Linked DNA regions of Mus musculus: region 2 is linked to region 1. The links are chromatin loops, found by intact Hi-C in ENCODE. Cell type or tissue: heart. All regions are shown on one strand. Each heading gives the region's core, and the rest is flanking DNA. Links, peaks and the distances in the headings are about the cores only.

Evidence for each region. Hi-C counts contacts between places; a loop is a spot of excess contacts. Peaks named below come from ENCODE experiments on the same cell type or tissue, not always from the same donor. Only the 100,000 strongest peaks of a DNase experiment are listed, where the experiment ranks them.
Region 2: a loop joins it to region 1, with 10 times the contacts of the local background. A loop is called at or near these places in 15 of 42 quality-filtered maps.

What each region holds. Positions count from the first base shown.
Region 1 is chr1:52,296,843-52,305,732 of GRCm38, reverse strand. It overlaps Gm31955 (a long non-coding RNA gene), which reads right to left and starts at 118. Exons shown (of 3, transcript XR_373401.2): 1 at 1-118. In heart, for the core only: CTCF peaks have their summits at 1,669 (motif pointing left), 2,949 (motif pointing right), 4,297 and 5,965 (motif pointing left); a DNase peak (open chromatin) is centred at 2,962.
Region 2 is chr1:52,141,544-52,150,433 of GRCm38, reverse strand. It overlaps Stat1 (signal transducer and activator of transcription 1), which reads right to left. Exons shown (of 25, transcript NM_009283.4): 12 at 7,474-7,533; 13 at 6,319-6,348; 14 at 6,137-6,230; 15 at 5,243-5,284; 16 at 3,057-3,140; 17 at 2,435-2,533; 18 at 1,396-1,531. Among named protein-coding and RNA genes, the nearest start is that of Stat1, 27 kb to the right of the region's middle. In heart, for the core only: CTCF peaks have their summits at 2,843 (motif pointing left) and 3,687 (motif pointing left); no DNase peak of the experiment used is centred there; H3K27ac peaks cover 3,057 bases.

The DNA.
Region 1 (8,890 bases), core at 537-8,536:
TCGGAACCTTCTCCAGTTTTTCAAGGCGGGCTTCTGCACACTCCGATTTTCACCTCAATCTGATGGAGATGATGGATTTTTTTTTTTTTTTTAAGAAAGGCAATTTGATTTCTAGGTGGCAGGAATTGAGGCCACAGCTGTAAATACCTCTTCGCTTTCTGAAGGAATAGAGTGGAGATAAAGGTCCTGTACATGTACTCATATAGACACTGAAGATCATTAAATTAACAGAGTATGGAAACAGTTGTATTTGTTGTGAGGCTTGGTGGTGAGAGGCCCGGGCAGAAAGAACTCAGCATCTCCAAGTCGCACACTACAGTCTTCGGCCAGAGCTGACCTGATGAAATTGATGGCTGAATGTGTGGTCCACAGTTATTTGTGCACAGTGGACTTGCTAGATTGTAAGGGATGGTGGGCTTTGTTTGTTTTTGTTTCGTTTCACTTTACTGGCAAGCCAAAGCACATTTCATTTTACTGGCAAGCTAAAGTGAGACTTGACTTACAAACTTGTAACTTGACCATTTGCAAACTTAGAGTCGCTTGTCATAATAGTATAGGGGCATGCCTTAGCATCAGTATCTGAAGCATACTGTCTTTATAGACAAGATTGGTCAATTCTCATCCACAATGGGAGGATTTCTTCTATTCCTACTTCTTTTATTGTATATGCATAACATTGAAATCACCATTTGCTCTAGATAATAGAGTATAAACTAGCAGTACCTAAGCATCACCATGGTCTAATTCTGCAATACTTTTATCATCCCAAAGAAAACTCCATAGCCTGCACCCTCCATACACTGTACACTGCAGCCAGTGTACAAGGTTCTCTTCCTTACTTCCTACCAGGTAGCCACTGTTGTGCTTCCAACCTCTGTTTTGCCTACTGTTGGTATTTCATATTAATAGAATAATGTGGGCTGGAGAGATGGCTCAGCGGTTAAGAGCACTGACTGCTCTTCTGAAGGTCCTGAGTTCAATCCCAGCAACCACATGATGGCTCACAACCATATGTAACAAGATCTGGTGCCCTCTTCTGGTGTGTCTGTACTCAAATAAAAAAAAAAGTATGTTTAGAATAATGTACTCTTTGGATCTGGTTCTTTCAGCTCATGTAATGTTTAGGCAAGATCGTGTATAATGTCTGTATTTATTTTAAAACAATAGGAAGTCATTCCTATTCAACTGGAGCACAGTCTGATCAATAAGCTACATATACGCTGTTTAAAAACATTCAAATAATATTTTTTAAAATCATTAGTGAGTTGGTGTGGTAGCAGACACCTTTAATACCAGCACTCAGGAGGCAGAGGAGGCAGAGGCAGAGGCAGAGGCAGAGGCAGAGGCAGAGGCAGAGGCAGAGGCAGAGGCAGAGGCAGAGGCAGAGGCAGAGGCAGAGGCAGAGGCAGAGGCAGAGGCAGAGGCAGAGGCAGAGGCAGAGGCAGAGGCAGAGGCAGAGGCAGAGGCAGAAGGAGATAGTTTTTTGTGAGTTCAGGGCCAGCCAGGTCTACATAGTGAGTTACAGTGTATTCGCGCCTACATTCCTTGCTTCAAATTAAAAAAAGAAAACATTTATGAAGAACTAGAGAAATGGGTCGATGGTTAATGACATTCAACGGTCTTCAGAGGACCTAAGTTGGGTTCCCATGTCAGCTCACAGATGCCTTTAATTCCAGCTCCAGGGACTCCAGCGTCCTCTTCTGGCCTCCTCTGCCACCTGCATGTACATGGCATACATCCAAACATATTTTTAAAAAATAAAAAATAAGTCCTAAAGGATCATTAGTAAAAAGTAAAGACATTCGTTCCCTCCTCCCCGCCCCCCGCCACAGGCACCCTGGCTTGGTAGCATGAAATTGATTGCCTTTTGGTTAAAGTGCTGAGAGAAATGTTAAAAACTATTTCCAGTCCCTTCAAATCCTAAGTGCCAGAGACTGCCTACTGTGTTTGTAAAAATGAAACCTTCTAGACAGTGGATACTCTGACTCATTCTGGAATACTATTGGAAATGTGTACTTAAAATTTCTTTTGTTGACTTTGGTTTTTGACAGTTTCATGCATGTTTAAAGTGCTCTGACCTGATCTCTCTAGTACATCTGTCACCTTCTTTCTCCCTACAAGTCCCTTTCCCATGTTCATTTGGGGTTGTGGTTTTGTTTTGTTTTGTTGTTTGTTTGGGGAGTATAACCAGGGTCTCTGTGTGCCCTTGGCTTTGGAACACTTCCCCAGAACCTGGTGAGCTCCACAGTGAGTACACACGCAACTGAAGACAATGGCTGAGCCTCCTCCAAAATCCTTCAGTATCCAACAGCTCAGAAGGGAAAGTAGGACCCTCTGGGCAGCCTCCTCAGTTTTTGATTGACTGGTGAAGGGTGCAGTCCGCTGTGGACCACTGCATGCAGCCTCAGCAGCTGGAAAGGCATGACGTCGTTGGCTGTCCATTTCCAGAGGTCAGCGTCTCACACTCTATCTTCTGGCTCTGACGTTCTTTCTACCCTCTCTTCTGAGATTCTCCCACTTTTCTGCAATGAATGGATATGTGTAGTTGTTCAAATTGTTAAGAATAAGTGATGGCATTCCCTTCTCCCAAGGCATTAAGGAAGACGGGGCAAAAGATTCTAAGAGCCAGAAGCAGTAATAACTATAGTGAAATTGTGTTTTCAGAACACAACAGGGCAGTTACATATATGAACTGACAGCGGGTATGACACCATGAACCTAGATCAAGCCAGACAAAACCTCAAAACAAAACGAAACAAAACAAGCAAACAAACAAAAAGCCCTTTAAAGTGCGTTCTGATCTAATCTCTCTAGTACCCCTGTCATCTTCCTTCTCCCTACAAATTCCGTCCCCACATTCATTTGGGATTGTTTTGTTTTTGTTGTAGCTGTGGAGTTGTTGGCAGTTGATGGCAGCTGGGAGAGGTAGTTGATTTTCTTAGGGACGCTGTCCCTGCGAGGTTGCCATGGTCCAGTAGATGGCGCTCCGTCTATTCAAACACTGAGGATACTAAGTGGACTCCATGGGGAGTGAGAGAGAAGTGGGAGGAGAAAAGAGAGGGAGGAAGAGAGAAAGGAGGGAAGGAGGGAAGGAGGGAGGGAGGGAGGGAGGGAGGGAGGGAGGGAGAGAGAGAGAGAGAGAGAGAGAGAGAGAGAGAGAGAGAGAGAGAGAGAGAGAGAGAGAGAGAATGTTCAGCACTGAATAGAACATTTGTGTTAATAAGTGTTCTCGGTGGTCTCAGACTCTAAGGTGCACCCAAATCATCTTGAGAATTTGTTACAAAGTGGCTGCCATACTCAGTTCTCCAGAGTTTCTACTTTGGTTGGTTTAGTCTAGAAGGAGCCTCAGAATTTACCTCGCAAGATTCCTGGTGATGTGGCTGATGCTGGCTGAGGACCAAACTTCACTTATTTTAATATAACTGTACCTGGGTCATATTTTAAAACCAGATCATATTTCTCCATCTGTCCTTCCCTGTGTAGTGCTCAATAACTTCCACAGTTTTAATGGAATAATATTTTAATCTGAAAGTCAATAAAGAACTGGGTATTGTGGCCCAGGCCTGAAATCCCAGCTCTTGGGAGGCAGGCATAGGAAAATGACCATACTTTTGCGCCCAGCCTGGGCGACACAACAAGTTCAAGGCAGCCAGAGATACAGAATGAGACTATTCCTCAAAAAGCCAAGAAGTAAAGAGTAAAAGCCAAAAATCAGGGGCTGGAAAGATGGCTCGGGGGTTAAGAACACTGACTGCTCTTCCAGAGGAACCAGGTTTCATTCTGGGGACCACAAGGCTCCTCACAACACCTTGTAACCCCAGTTCTGGTGAATTAACACTCTTCTGCCCACTTCAGGCACTGCACAAACATGTGCAGTCATATGTGCAGGTAAAACACCTATACACATAAAATAAAATGTTTTTTAAAAGAAAGAAAAGGTAAATGTTAAGGACTTAAAAGTAATGTATTAAAAAGATTATTTTAAAAATATTGTCATCATTTCTTATCATTTTTATTTCTATAAAATCTCATTAAAATCTATAGTTAGAATATAAAGAAAAAATATTTAATCTTGTCTGCATTATTAAAATTATAAGTTATTCATAGAAACATGACACACTTATAAAAGTATTGCTTTTGGCTTTCTGTTGTGCATGTTTGGAAATTTACTGTTTAAACCATGAAAAAGCAACAAATGAAAGATTTGAAAATTTTAGTGGCTTGAAAAGTTTTACAACTTAGAGTGTCCATTAAAATACCCTGGTTCAGGGGCACAGCCTGCTGGAAGGGGCACAGCCTGCTGGATGTTCCTGGTATTACAAGTAGAAAAATTCCAGCAGCTATCATTTAGTATAGTTTTATGAAAAATTCTTAACTGCTTTTTAAAAGCACCCTGACCCTGCTCGTAAACTTTAAAGAGTTCAAGGTTTTTCTAGTGTTGTTGTCTTCCTCGTTAGGAGTTTTTGAACAAGTGCTCAACCTTCGGGTAGAAAATGTTTTTAAATTTGTATTTTATTGTTGGTGGTGTTGGTGTTTCTCTGTGTGCAAATGCCCACCATGGCACACGTATAAAGGTCAGAAGACATGGAAGTTTGTGGAGCTGGTTTCTTCCTCCTGCCTTTCACGCAGGTTTCAGTCTTCAGACTTAGGTCAATGGGTTTGCCCTAAAGCAAGCACCTTCATCCACTGGGCCATCTCACCGGCTCTTAAGCAGAACATGTTTTGAGGGAAATGCTAAGGAAAGAATAGTTTTCTGTCCTCTCAAATCATGATAGTTGCTGCAGACTGCAATGACTTAAGATGCTCTTTATCCAGTAGAAGACCATCATTGGAAGTTCAACTATTCCATGTTCCTCACTTGCTGCCTCAGTATTAGTAAGGTTTGACTGTTGAAGCCAGCCAGACCCAACAAGGAGAACTGCATGAGCACGCATGCACACACACACACACACACCACATACACACACAAATTGTCAATAAACACCAGTAAAATGGACCTAGCAACACCTTCACAGTAGCTAATACAGGTGGGAGTTTACTTAGGAGACATTTACTTGCCATATTCATGACCAAGCCATCATTCCAATCACTACGAGTCCATCTGCTGAAGCCTGGTAACTCCACAGTAGGAATTTGGGGCCAGATGTTCCAGTCCAGATGTGTACAGGAGAGATGAACCATGCTTTTGGATGCTTTTAGGTTCCCTGTCAGTCTTGTATGGTGGGTTATCAAAGTCACACTCCATCAACATTCTTAAAAATAGAGCTGTTATATGGCTTGGATGAGGCACAGACAAAGCAGAAAACAATTAAACTCAATGCATTGAGTGATTAATAAGAGATGGGTCCTGTTAATGGTCAAGTGTTAGGGAATAATATGATGAAGAGAGGTTCTTCTGTTTTCTTTCTCCCTTTCTCTCTCTCTCTCTCTCTCTCTCTCTCTCTCTCTTTCTTCCTTTGAACAACACTACATATTCATACAGTAGTGTGGACTGGTTAGCACAGGTCAGACAACCGATCTTCCTTGCTTTAATTAATACGTTGTGGATTCTCCTCTGGCTCAATGAAGTCTATAGGGATGGATAACCTCACCTTCTCTTCCAGGACCAACAGCACAGCATTATTGACTCGTGTTCCTTCTCAAGTCGTCAGTCTGTGAGAGACCTATCATGAGGCCAGCACTGATGAGCATCCTGGGAACTCAAGAAGACTCCTAGAATAATTACTGTGTGAAAAGGGGTTGATTGAATCTGCTTTAACTGTTTTAAGAATTGTTCATCACTTTCTCTTGCTATGAATTGTAAGTGCAGGCATTTACCGGCTACTTCAAAACTAAACCTCTGTTAAGGAGCGAGTGTTATGCAGAGATGTGTAGACAACAACAGTTGTGTAGTCTCCACAACGCAAACATCTTACTCAGCCTCAGTGAGAACTAGGGGATGTGCCATGTTCTTCCAATGCCATCTAGTGGAAGACAGAAGTGATTTTCATCGGAGCTTGTGTGGATAATCTGCCATCCCTCCTTCCAATTTTTAATTCATAAAATATTACTAAATAAATGGTGCACATCGAGTCACCGACTAAAAATCCACTAAAACCAAGAAGGCCAAGTATAAACTGTGTTGAATGCCAAAGACAACGTTATGACAGGTTCTGCTCATTTACAGTATGATGTAACAGCACAGGAGGCTATCACTAACATCACTAAATCATTATAGGACGATGGCACATCTGAGTTATTCAAGAAAGAACATTCTAAGGACAGAATTTTGAATTTTAGTGTAATAACTTCTTACACGCTGATTTCTGTCTTTCCTATCCTCACTCATCCCCTTCTTTGCCTGACGGGATGCCTTTCTTTCACATGTTGCCTGATCTCCTCTGGGAGGTTACCTCATCAGTGTGCTGCATACATACACCATATACTCCAGCACAGCTAACTGGCTCTCTCATGCATCCAGAGCACTTTGTTCTTACATCTCTGTTGTTTTACTAAATCCTACCACAGCATCCAGAGATTATTTGACCAGGTTAAGGTCTGTTCAAGGCTCTTGGATCTGCTTTATGTCCAGACTCCCCCAGTAGTTAACCTATGGCAGAACCCTATCAGAGAGCATCCTACTTCAATTTTTTATTTGCACTAGGTCTCTTGACTAGACTGAAAGCCCCCTGAGAATAGAGGCCAAATTTAGTGATACTTCTAAGAACTCTAGAGAGAGACAGAGACAGAGAGACAGAGAGAGCAGAGAGACAGGCAGACAGAGACAGGCAGAGAGAACTCATGTATGTCTACATGCCTGCTCATGGCTGCATGTGCACCTTTGTGGAGGTCAGAGGTCAGCCTCTGCTGTTGTTTCGCAGGAACTGTGCTTTTTTTGTCTGTTTTGTTTGAGACAGGGTGTCTCACTGCCCTGGGACTCTCCAAGTAGGTTAGTTTGGCTAGCCAGTGAACTCAGGAATTTGCCTGGCTCTGCCTCCCCAGCCCTGGTACTATAGGCACATGCCACCAACTCGGCTTCTTCCATGGGTAGTAGGGATCGAACTCATGATCCCAGGCTTGCATAACAGGCAGTTTGCCATTTAAACTATCTTCCTAGCCTATGTGTAAGTCTTAAAATAGAGCTCTAGTAGATAACTCTGGCTAACTGAAAAGGAAACACTTGTTATCTTTATATTTTTTTACACCCAGTCTTATGTATCGCTTCCTCTTTCCTGCATGCCATACCTATTTCACAGGGCATTGCATTCTTAAGTCTTCATTACTCGCTTTTGCTTGAGTCACCATGGGAAGTAAAGTTCAGAGCAGATGTGGTTTGTAGACAGAACCTTGTTGGAGAGAGAAACTGAAACGGAGTTTATCCACACTGGAAGGTGGTGGGGAGAGGAAGGAGATGAACAGGTCATGTCCCAGGACCCCTAAGGTGTGCCACAATCATACTCTAGATTAAGGTGATATTACAATTGATGTGTCCCCAGTGTTAGCATCACCTTCTTTATTTCCCAGTTGCAGACAGACAAGACAGAGTCCTCATCCAGTGTTTAGCCTTGGTCAATGTTCTGTCTCTAAGGGTTAATTTCCTCATAAAATAAAGATAAATGTAACTACTTTATATGGTTGCCATAACTGAAGGAGGTCAAGTCCTGAGGGACTGACATAGAGTAAGCTGAACAGATGACCAGCATAGATGCATTCTGCAACTTTAGATAAAAATAGGACGGCAATGGCCAAAAGCAGACACAAGCGAGTCTTCAACAGATCAGTGATGTATCTTCAACACAAGGCTTGGATTTACTTAATAGGGTTGTGAGGTTGTCATAATTTGGTACAAGGGGAGTGGTGTGTCAGGTGCATGGCTTGAGATCTGCGCTCTAGCTACTCTAAGAAGTAATGGAAGATAAGGTTAAAGCAGGGAGGTTCTCTAGGAGCCTGCTCCAGAACTCCCAAGGAACAAACGAACAGAGGGAACAATCAGCAGAGGCTTACGACAATCAACAAGCCACACAGCAAGGTTGCCAACATGAAAGCATGAAGAGAAAGGAAATTTGCAAGAAGAGATGTATTGTCTCAATAATAGCACCTACTGCCATGGGTCCCAATTCTTAAGATTATGTGCAGGAGAAAGGTAGAAGAAATCTACTACTCAGAAGATAGTTATCAAGTAGAATCTTCAAACAGATGCTCCTATTGGAGCCAGAGTTCACTGGCAACATTTCGAAGATGTCCTTATAGTCACAGTTGGGCAGAGAGCTGGCAGCGTCAAGTGGTTAGAGTTGAGGTCTGAGGTGGCTAAATGGATGTGCCCATAATTACATGCCATAATTACATGTATGTCCAAGGATCATAAATATGGGAGAGAAGTGAACTGCTAGGCAGCATGCTGCCATGTATAGGGCTGGGTTTATGCACATGGACTGCTGTTAGCTAGCTGCCATTCTTGTTAGCATGTGTACGCAGGCCTTCTCTCTCTCTCTCTCTCTCTCTCTCTCTCTCTCTCTCTCTCTCTCTCTCTCTCACACACACACACACACACACACACACACACACACACACACCCCTGTTTATTTCTAACATCTCTTGTACTTTACACTGACTAATGACCTAATTTGAATATAAGTAATATTCCATGTAGACATAGCAAAGTATGGCTTTTCAAGGTTTTGTTGAGTTGATCATTTTGGAAAAGATGATGAAATTACAAGTATAAAATTAGGTTAAAAAGAATGTTTATTAAGGCTAACAAATAGATTCGAAGTGTTATCAGAACTTTGGAAATCAGAGCTTTTCCCTCTGATGTGTCTTTGGGCAGCTTACCAGAACTGTTTTCCTATGATGCAGCCTTCTTACTCTACCCATTTAAAACATTCCCTAGCTCCATAGATGCTCACAGAAC
Region 2 (8,890 bases), core at 450-8,449, 160 kb after region 1:
ACAAGCAGTTTAAAACCTACGAATGGTGGCTTTGTTTCACCCCCTTTATTTATAGGCAGGGTCTCCCCGTGTAGCTCAGTCAGGCCTCAAACTCCTTGCTTCCCATCCTTGCCTCCGACTCCGCCAGCCTGAGATGACAGATGCGCACCACCATGCTGCTGTCTGTTGGTTTGATTCCAACAGCATGAAGGAATGCATGGAGGATTACTGAGATCGGATTATGAAAGCGCAGAGGAAGCTGACATCAAGCCAGCCATCTGGTGCCTCTTAGCTCCTTTCCCAGAGAGCAGGCAGAGCTCTATAAACCCCACCCCAGGACACGCCCTTCCAGGCTGATCTGACTTTGGCATGACCCCTGTCTCCCTGAAGGCTCTGTGGAGAAGCCACCCTTGTCTCTACCCAGCACCACTTCCCGCTGTTCCTCTGCCTACATGAAGTCCCTCCCCACCAAAAGCCCTGCAGAACAAATGTGCAGTTCCAAATAAGGCCGAGATCTCCGGTGGATTTTATAAGCTCACTGTACTTAGATATATCCCTCAGCCTTCTCACAAATTGGACAGTTGTTCAAACTGATACAAGCCATAAATATAATTAGCCATATGAATTAATGCAGCATGTGGTCTGAGCTGTGTTAAGTCCACTACTTTGTTTAAGGGAAACCACTGATACGCTACAACAAGCAGGGAAAAAAAAATCCTTGTATCTCACCAAATGTGGAATACAGAACAAGGTCTGAGACCCTTGTTAATGTGCACAAGTGAGTGAAGACCCTTCCAGGGACATTCAGTTAAGAAAGACCCACTTCGACTACCGTCTGCATCACCCTGCTACACAGACCGCAAACCTGGACAACGGTATTGATGGAATTTTAAAGACATGCTTCAGATATCCGGTTCATTGGCAGGTTGTCGGTGATAAGGGAGGCTTTGACTTTTCATTGTAGAAGATGAATAAGCCTTCTGACATTAGCCACTGAGAGAGAACTGTCTGCCACGGGCCAGATGCCTGATCAGACAAAACTGTGGCTCTGCCTCCTGCAACAAGGGCCCAGCCAGCACAAGATCCTGGGGTTTTTAAGCCCAGAACTTTATTATGTAAGGGACTTTCCTCTTTTACTTCTAAGGACGTTAAGAGCTCATCTTTCTCATCAATATCTTATTTCAGGCTCATAATTTAAGAATTTCTCTTTAAGATCCTGGCTCAGACATAAGAGAACAAGGGTCATTGTTCCTTTACCAGGACTCAATGGTGTTTTCAAAGCCTTGATCTCACTTGGCTACAACCAGCTGTAGTTAAAAACCAACTGATTTTTTTTAGCACTCTTGTACCTCTAAGCATCAGAATAAGGAATGACTGAAGGAGAAGGCTGACTTGTGGGTGCGTGTCCAACCATACCCAGCAGCTTCTCTCCCAGCATGCTCAGCTGGTCTGCGTTCAGACCTCTCTTGGTGACTGATGAAAACTGCCAACTCAACACCTCTGAGAGCTGGGACCACCACGCGCACGGGGGGTTCAGGAAGAAGGAGAGATTCTGCAGAGAAAACACCCAGAGGCTGGAGTTACAAAGGAGCCACCTGCCACAGACACAGCCTGCCCCAGAGCTCACTGCTGGTTTCTGTGACACACAGGCAGTCACAGCCGGGGATGAGAATCCTCAGAAATTAGCAGGTTCACGCTTGTGAGTCTATTTATTTATAACTCCAAAATCAATACTTGAGGCAAGTTTGTGGCCCCAGATTGATGTTCCTGGCTAAGATAGAACAAAACAACATCCTAGCTTTTTGTTGCAGCGCACAATTATCTTGGCCTCTCTGTTTTTCACATTTTTGTGATTTTTGTTATGACTTCATTGTTTAAAATGGCGCTAGGCATTGGGGGGGGACATCATGGAGAGAGTATAAGCTTCACTCAGGCACGTGGTATGGTGTAACAAGTCGCCAGACAGACTAGATAAGGTGCCTTTAAAAAGAAACACACTCACGTTACCTATACATGGGCTGCCAAGAATGCTGCGACTCAAGGGTTACAGAAGCTGAGCTCTAAATTTTCCCCTGGGAGCAATGATCCTGTATTTGATTAACCAGAGCTCCTGACTACTTTACAGAACACAGTATTTCCTAATGAGAACCAACGGACCAGTCTGCAGTGTCTTCCTGCTCTAAGAAAATGCATGTCCATTTAACAAGTGCATACATTTTAAAGCAAGCAACACAGAAGGACAGCCAGAAAAATAAAGCCATCGACTGCCTGAGTTGGAAAAATCACTGTTCCCGTGCCTGGCACATACGTGTGACTATTTTCCCATCACACAAGGTCCTCACTGGTGCCACGGGGCTTGGGACTATCTTCCCCAACATCTAGTGATGGGAGCAGGCAGCAGCAGCAGCAGCAGCAGCCTTGGTTAACCGTACTAAAGCACATGTGTTTTCCATACCCTGGGCTCTGTCACCAGCATGTTGTACCACAGGATAGACGCCCAGCCACTGGGGAGCTGGCTGACGTTGGAGATCACCACGACAGGAAGAGAGGTGGTCTGAAAGGGAACAAAGACCTTGGAATCATTTCAAGCTCCCTTCTAGTAGCTAAACACTCAACAGTGGCTAGCTAGCACAATCAGGACATTTCTTTTGCAAAATTTTAAGGTTAGTCCAACTCTCCAGCTTCCTAGATCATTAACGTCAACATAGTATTAGCTGGAAAAGACCACTTTGGGGAGAAGAGAGATGGTTCAGTAGTTAAGGGCACTGCCTGATCTTCCAGGGGCCCCAAGTTTGATTCCTAACACTCACATGGTGGCTTATAGCTGTCTGTAACTTGGGTCCCAGGGGATCTGATGCCCTCTTCCGGCCTCTGCAGGCACCACACATACATGTGGTGTACAGACATACATGCAGATAAAACATCCATACACAGAAAAGTTTTTAAATATTGATAATTTTAAAGGGATCCTATTTTTTAACAATTAGGTAAATAAGGCTGAAATAAAAACTGAAAAAATAAGCCTTTGTGGAAGTAAAGATAGCATGTTTTCTCCCTCAGGAAACTGTAACTCTTACCTCCAGGTCAATCACCAAGCCTGGCTGGCACAACTGGGTTTCAAAGCTAAGAGAGTGAAGTTCTTCGGTGACAATGAGAGGCCCCTTCCAAAACAAAAAGAAAAGAGCTCTCAAAACCCAAATAGGTTGTAGAGATCCTCAAACCAGCTGTGATCCAGAACTTGGACTTCAGAACTCAATAATACCCAGATTTTACTATCCCAAGCTTCCTGGTGTTCCCTCAAAGGCGTTTGTAATTATGGCAAGGATTATGTGTTCAGAGACAGAAACGCCAGTGGGAAAAGTGGCAACTACAAGTGGGTTTATCCACGAGCTATGACCCCTTGACCTCCAGCCATCTGCCGGCTCCCACAGACTGCACACCTGGCAGGGGCAGTGGAAGTGAGGGTGGGTCTTAATAGTCAGAGCCTCTCCTGAAAGTGCTAACCCACATATGTTTGATCCTAAGTGCTCTGGTTTGCTAGAAAGGGATAGTTTCAAAGTGACTTCCATACACAGCTCTTCTGTGTCACACCATCTTGGAACTATAGAGATAGCTGCTAGACCTAGAAGGTGACAAAGACTGCGAAGGAGGCGATGTCTGGGCTGCACAGACCAGCATTTGTCTTGTAGCTGCAGTGACCTCCAGTGGTCGTGAAATGGAACGTCAGCCAACAACGTGTGCTCCAAGGACAATTTCAAACCAACCCAGGCCCAGACTATCCCTCCGTTCATCTCTCATCCCCTTATTTTCTTACCCCCAAGTCCCCTCTCTCTGAGAAAGGGTTTCTCTATGTAACAGCCCTGGTTGTCCTGGAACTCTGTAGGCCAGGCTGGCCTTCAACTCAGAGATTCCCCTGCCTCTGCCTCCCAACTGCTGGGATTAAAGGCCTGCACTACCATGCCCAACCATTTCTCATTTTTCAGTCATCAAGAACATAACTTCTAAGGTCCAGGTTGTAAAAACAGGATCTATGACAAAGCAATGCTACGGTGTAGGGGATGCAATGGCAGGGAACCGTCGGCAACACTAGATCTTCAGACTCAGTCACCGTGCTGGCTAACTTCCTGTCAACCCGACACAAGCAAGAGTTATCCGAGAGGAGGGTACCTCAATTCAGGCAGTGCCCCTATAAGGTTCAGCTATATGGCATTTTCTTAATTGGTGATTGATGGGGAGGGCCCAGCCCACTGTGGGTGGCGGTGCCATCCCTGGACTGGGTTCTATAAGAGAGCAGGCTGAGCAAACTAGAGGAAGCAAGCCAGTAAGCAGCACCCCTCCGTAGCCTCTGCATCAGCTCCCATGGAGTGAAAATTCTGAAATTTTGGTTTCTTTTTAAAAAAAACACAGAAATATTCTGAGTATGTCTTCGTTTAAGCTCCAGGTAGGGGGACACGGGGCTGCTTGGGACTGTCCTCGGCAGCTGACTGACGTGCCTCATGCTATAGCAGAAGAAGCACAATTCTGCCAGCTAGAGATAGTTTCTGCAATCGTGTGACATTTGAAATTCTGGGAAGTTTCAGAGGATAAATAAATGCTAGGGCCCTGAGGAGCCTCGAATCCGCAGGAAGTAGTCTAACAATAACATCACTCCAACTTTCCAAGCCCGACTTTATTCTGGGATCTCTTTCCCTTCCTCTCTATCCTTTTTCTTCTCTCTCTCTTATCTAGTGTTAGGGGGTTGAAAGGGTGAGGTTTAAAAAGGGTGGAAGAAAGAAGAACCCACAAAGTAGCAAAAACCAGATGTCCTCCTGCCTCTATGTTCCTCCCTGCTTGAGTTTCTCTCCTGACTTCCTTCAGCAATGGACAATGTGGAAGTTAAGCCAAATAAACACTTTCCTCCCCATTTGCTTTTGTTCGCAGTGTTTCCTTGCAGCAGTGGAAACCCTAACCAAGGCAGTCACCTTCAGCCTCTCCAGCTCTTCTGTGCATTCTGGGGGAAACCATGCTAATGTCCGGGCCTTCATTTCTTTACCCAGGTGAACAATATGAAAGCCCACCACGCCCCGTCCGATTGGCTGTCTTTGTAGGGCCAATGAGACTGTGGGTTAAACTGCCTTTCAACCAGAAAGTACACAGGAGAGTGTTTTTTATCATCCCCACAGATACCCCGAGCCCTCTTCCACATCAGGTCCCAGGACGCTGATGCGTCCTCTCGGAACAGAACAGTTCTGTTAGGACCCGCTAGCCACCCAGAGATGCTCACCTCATTAGTTCTGTTCCCAGCGTTTTTCTGTTCCTTCAGTTGCTGTAAAAGAAGGAACCGAATGGCAGGTTAATCATTAGAGTTGATGTGTTTATTCACAGATCAGTTCCCAGTCATAACTAGAAAGAAAGGTGTGACAACCTCCTAGGAACAAGAGGGGGAAGTGCCTCTTCCTGAAGCCTGGCGAAGTGTGAGTAATCTGAGGGAGGGGACGCCCCAGAACCTAGGTCTGCTGCTCCTGCATGCAATGGGTGCCCAGCACCTTCAGCAGCGATTTCATGGCCCAGGCACACGAAACAGCTTCTGCAGTCTTCCAGCCTCTGCAGTCTTCCAGACCAGGCTCAGCACAGCAGGCTGACCTAGTCTCCTCGTTCAGATTTCAATCCTTGAGATTTAAAGGGCCAATCTGGACACGCTCAGATTTCCAAGCTGGACGGAGGCCCTCGCCTCACATGTCACTCCCGAGCTCTGAAATCTGTAGCTCACCAGCTGGTACCCAGCCCCAACACTGGGTTTATGGAGACCAGAGGAAAGTACCACCCTTCTACCCAATGGAACGAGGCCTCCTGCTCTTGCAGCATTCGTGGTCAAGCTGCTACACACTTGGAAGGCAGGAGAAGTGAGGACTGAAGTGGGGAATGGTTTCCTTAGAATGCTGCTGGAACCTCAGGGGCTGCTCGCAGAGGAGGCGGCAAGTGCTTATATAATTTATGCACATGCAAGTTTATAAAGCACTCTACTGAGGTCCGTACAGCCCCTGTCAAAACACACAGCCAGGAGACTCAGGAGATGAAGAAGGGACCAGCATCCCACCGTCGGGAAAGTATGGGGGTCAATCCTATAAGACTTCCAAAGGACCAGAGATGCATCAAGACATCAAACTGCTCTGCCTACCAGGTGTCGGAACTCAGCTGCCAGACTTCCGTTGGTGGATTCTTCCATGTTCATCACTTTTGTGTGCGTACCCAAGATGTTGAACTTCCGAAATCTATACAACGCAAGACACAAATCCTTAAAGTGCTTCAAACTACTAAACAAACAGGATAAGCAAAGTAGGGTGCAGATGCTATACCTACCCTTTAACTGTGTTTTTCTCGTTCACATCTCTGTAAAAAAATATGTAAATTTGAAGTAAGATTCAATAGATACAAAACAGATGCATATGATTACACAGTCATATAAATAAAAGAGAAAATGAATACATTGGCTGCGCCGGGGGAGGGGGGGAAACTCCCTGTGGTTTACGCTTCAACACACAGAAGACAGAGGCAGAAGACCATGAGTTCCAGGCCAGAGTGTGCTGCAGAGTAAGACTGGTCTCATAAATGCACATAAAGTATGTACAGAGTAATAGGGGCTCATCTACACTGTGGTCCCTGTCCCTTCAATCACTTGTTCCTTCCCACCCACGCCAATGAGATCAAGTAACACTGAATGTCATGGGTGGGAAGCCACCTGCCTGGCATTTCTCCCTCACACAGCCTGCTGCCAGCTCTACACTACAGGGGACTGTGAGGCATAAATGGCTAACAGGTGAAGGAGCTCAGGGAATTGCACGTCCCCTGTCTCAGCGCTAGTGACCCACAGACAGCAATGCTCTGTTGGCCCAGAAACGAGAGGACATCACAAAGCCACTAAGCTTTATCTCTTCCCCTGTCATCTGGAGTGATTTTGAGAAAAAATAACAAGATAGTGTTTTTCCCATTCTTTTTCCTTCAGTGCTGGCAACTAAACATAAGAGAATGCAGCAGGCTCCACTGGGCCTCACACCTACCCCTGTCGCTCCCCCTCACGCCTGCCCCAGATGTCTCTAACCTCACTCCAGGAACACCCTCCCTCTTGGCTACAGATGCACATGCCTGGATCTTTGAGTGTGTTGCACTAAGGGCATCTTCTCTGGGGATGGCCAGAGAGATGTAATGTGTGACGCCCAACTGCTTTAAGACTTGATGAAGGCAATCTCCTTTCCTCTGTTTGCTCTTTGGTTTATTCTAGTCTAGAGAGCACATGTTCTAGGCAAAGCTCCCAATCCTCAGAGAGAAGCCAGTTACCAACGTCTGCTAGGGTTGGCCCTGGGTAACCCATTAGGTGCCTCTCCTCACAGGCCATGGCCTCAGGACCTACAGTGCAGCCCTGGTCCTGGGAAGAATTTCCAGCCTGCTTATTTGACGGAGAGGTAAACAGAACTAGCATTTTAAATAGCTACTTAGATAAGATTACAGAAATCTTACTTGTCAAATGAGACTTTCACTTTCAAGTTATAGTTCAGCTCTTGCAATTTCACCAACAGTCTTGAAAGAAAAATAACAGTTGTTACCTTAACCAAAGCTATTGACTAAAATTTATTTATTATGCAAATTCCCCAACTGTGAACATTTATATAAACCACTCTCCCCACTTTTAGATTATGGTTGTTAAGATGAACTGACAAGTTTATATAGCTTTTTGGCTTTTAGAATCAGTTCCTAGCTGGCAATGCTGGGACAATTCTAACATTAAGCTCTAACAGAACACAGCACTGATTTTACACTCTAATCAGACATTAGTACAAACAGCTGCTTTTCTATATAACCCACCAACATAGTTTTAATCAAAATTTCCACTTCTGATCTATATGGGCAAAAAAAAAGTGAATATCACTCTTTACAAAACTTATATTTAATTCCCTGTGCTGTTGGGAGAAAATACAAAGCATCACCAAGAAATTAAATTACAACTACTACCCATAATCAGAAAACGGCAGGATGGCACCAGGGATGTAGAAAGAGTGTAGAAAGGACTCCATGTGCCTCTGCTCTGACAGCTAGAGACCTGGGGAGGAGCTTGGGGCCTCTGGTCAGGAGCAGGTGAGAGGAGTGGCCTTCCTCTTTCCTGTGCATTATGAACTCTAGACTCCACTGGTGTTTATGTGTGTCATAGGGCTGCCTGGCAGAGAAACAGTGTCCATGTACCCACAGCAGCACCCCACAGAAGACAAGCCCAGCTCTTGCAGGCTGCTCGGCTCCTGAGCAGTAATTACTGAGTGCAGCCACTCTCTAGAACACAGCAAAGCACCCCCGGAGCGTCCTACCACTGTAGCAAGGACAAGAGCAGACTGCATGCAAACGAAATCCTAGTTTTAACACTTGAAATGCTGTAAGCCGTACGTTTATGTACATGCGCCTAAGTGTGAAACATGGACACGTGTACAAAATCACGGGAGGATACATATGGGTAAGTCACTGCAGTTGTCCACAGACATTTAGATCACAGAACACTGGTACAGCCTGGTGGAAGATATGAATTTGCTCACCAGAAAAAACAATGTATACAGCACAGTCTACACTCACACACTACTGCAGTGTCTGCCTAGCATTCATAAAGCTCTATCATGAGCCTATGCACCTCTGGGGAAGGCTGCTTGAAACTTTATCTATAAACATTTCTGAAATTCGAAGAGAGGGCACTCTGGCCAGCTTGAGTGTGGCAAACATGGCTCTGGTAGGCTTTGCCCTGTTCCTCAATTCGCTCTGCCTTGCAAAAGACCGTTAGATTACATTCCTAAAGCTGGCCACCAAGGTCTATTCCCTTATTTGGCCACTTCCTCCTCCTGAGGCTGACTAGCAAGGTCCAGCTATCTAGGTATTGAAGTCAAGTCCAGCAATTAAA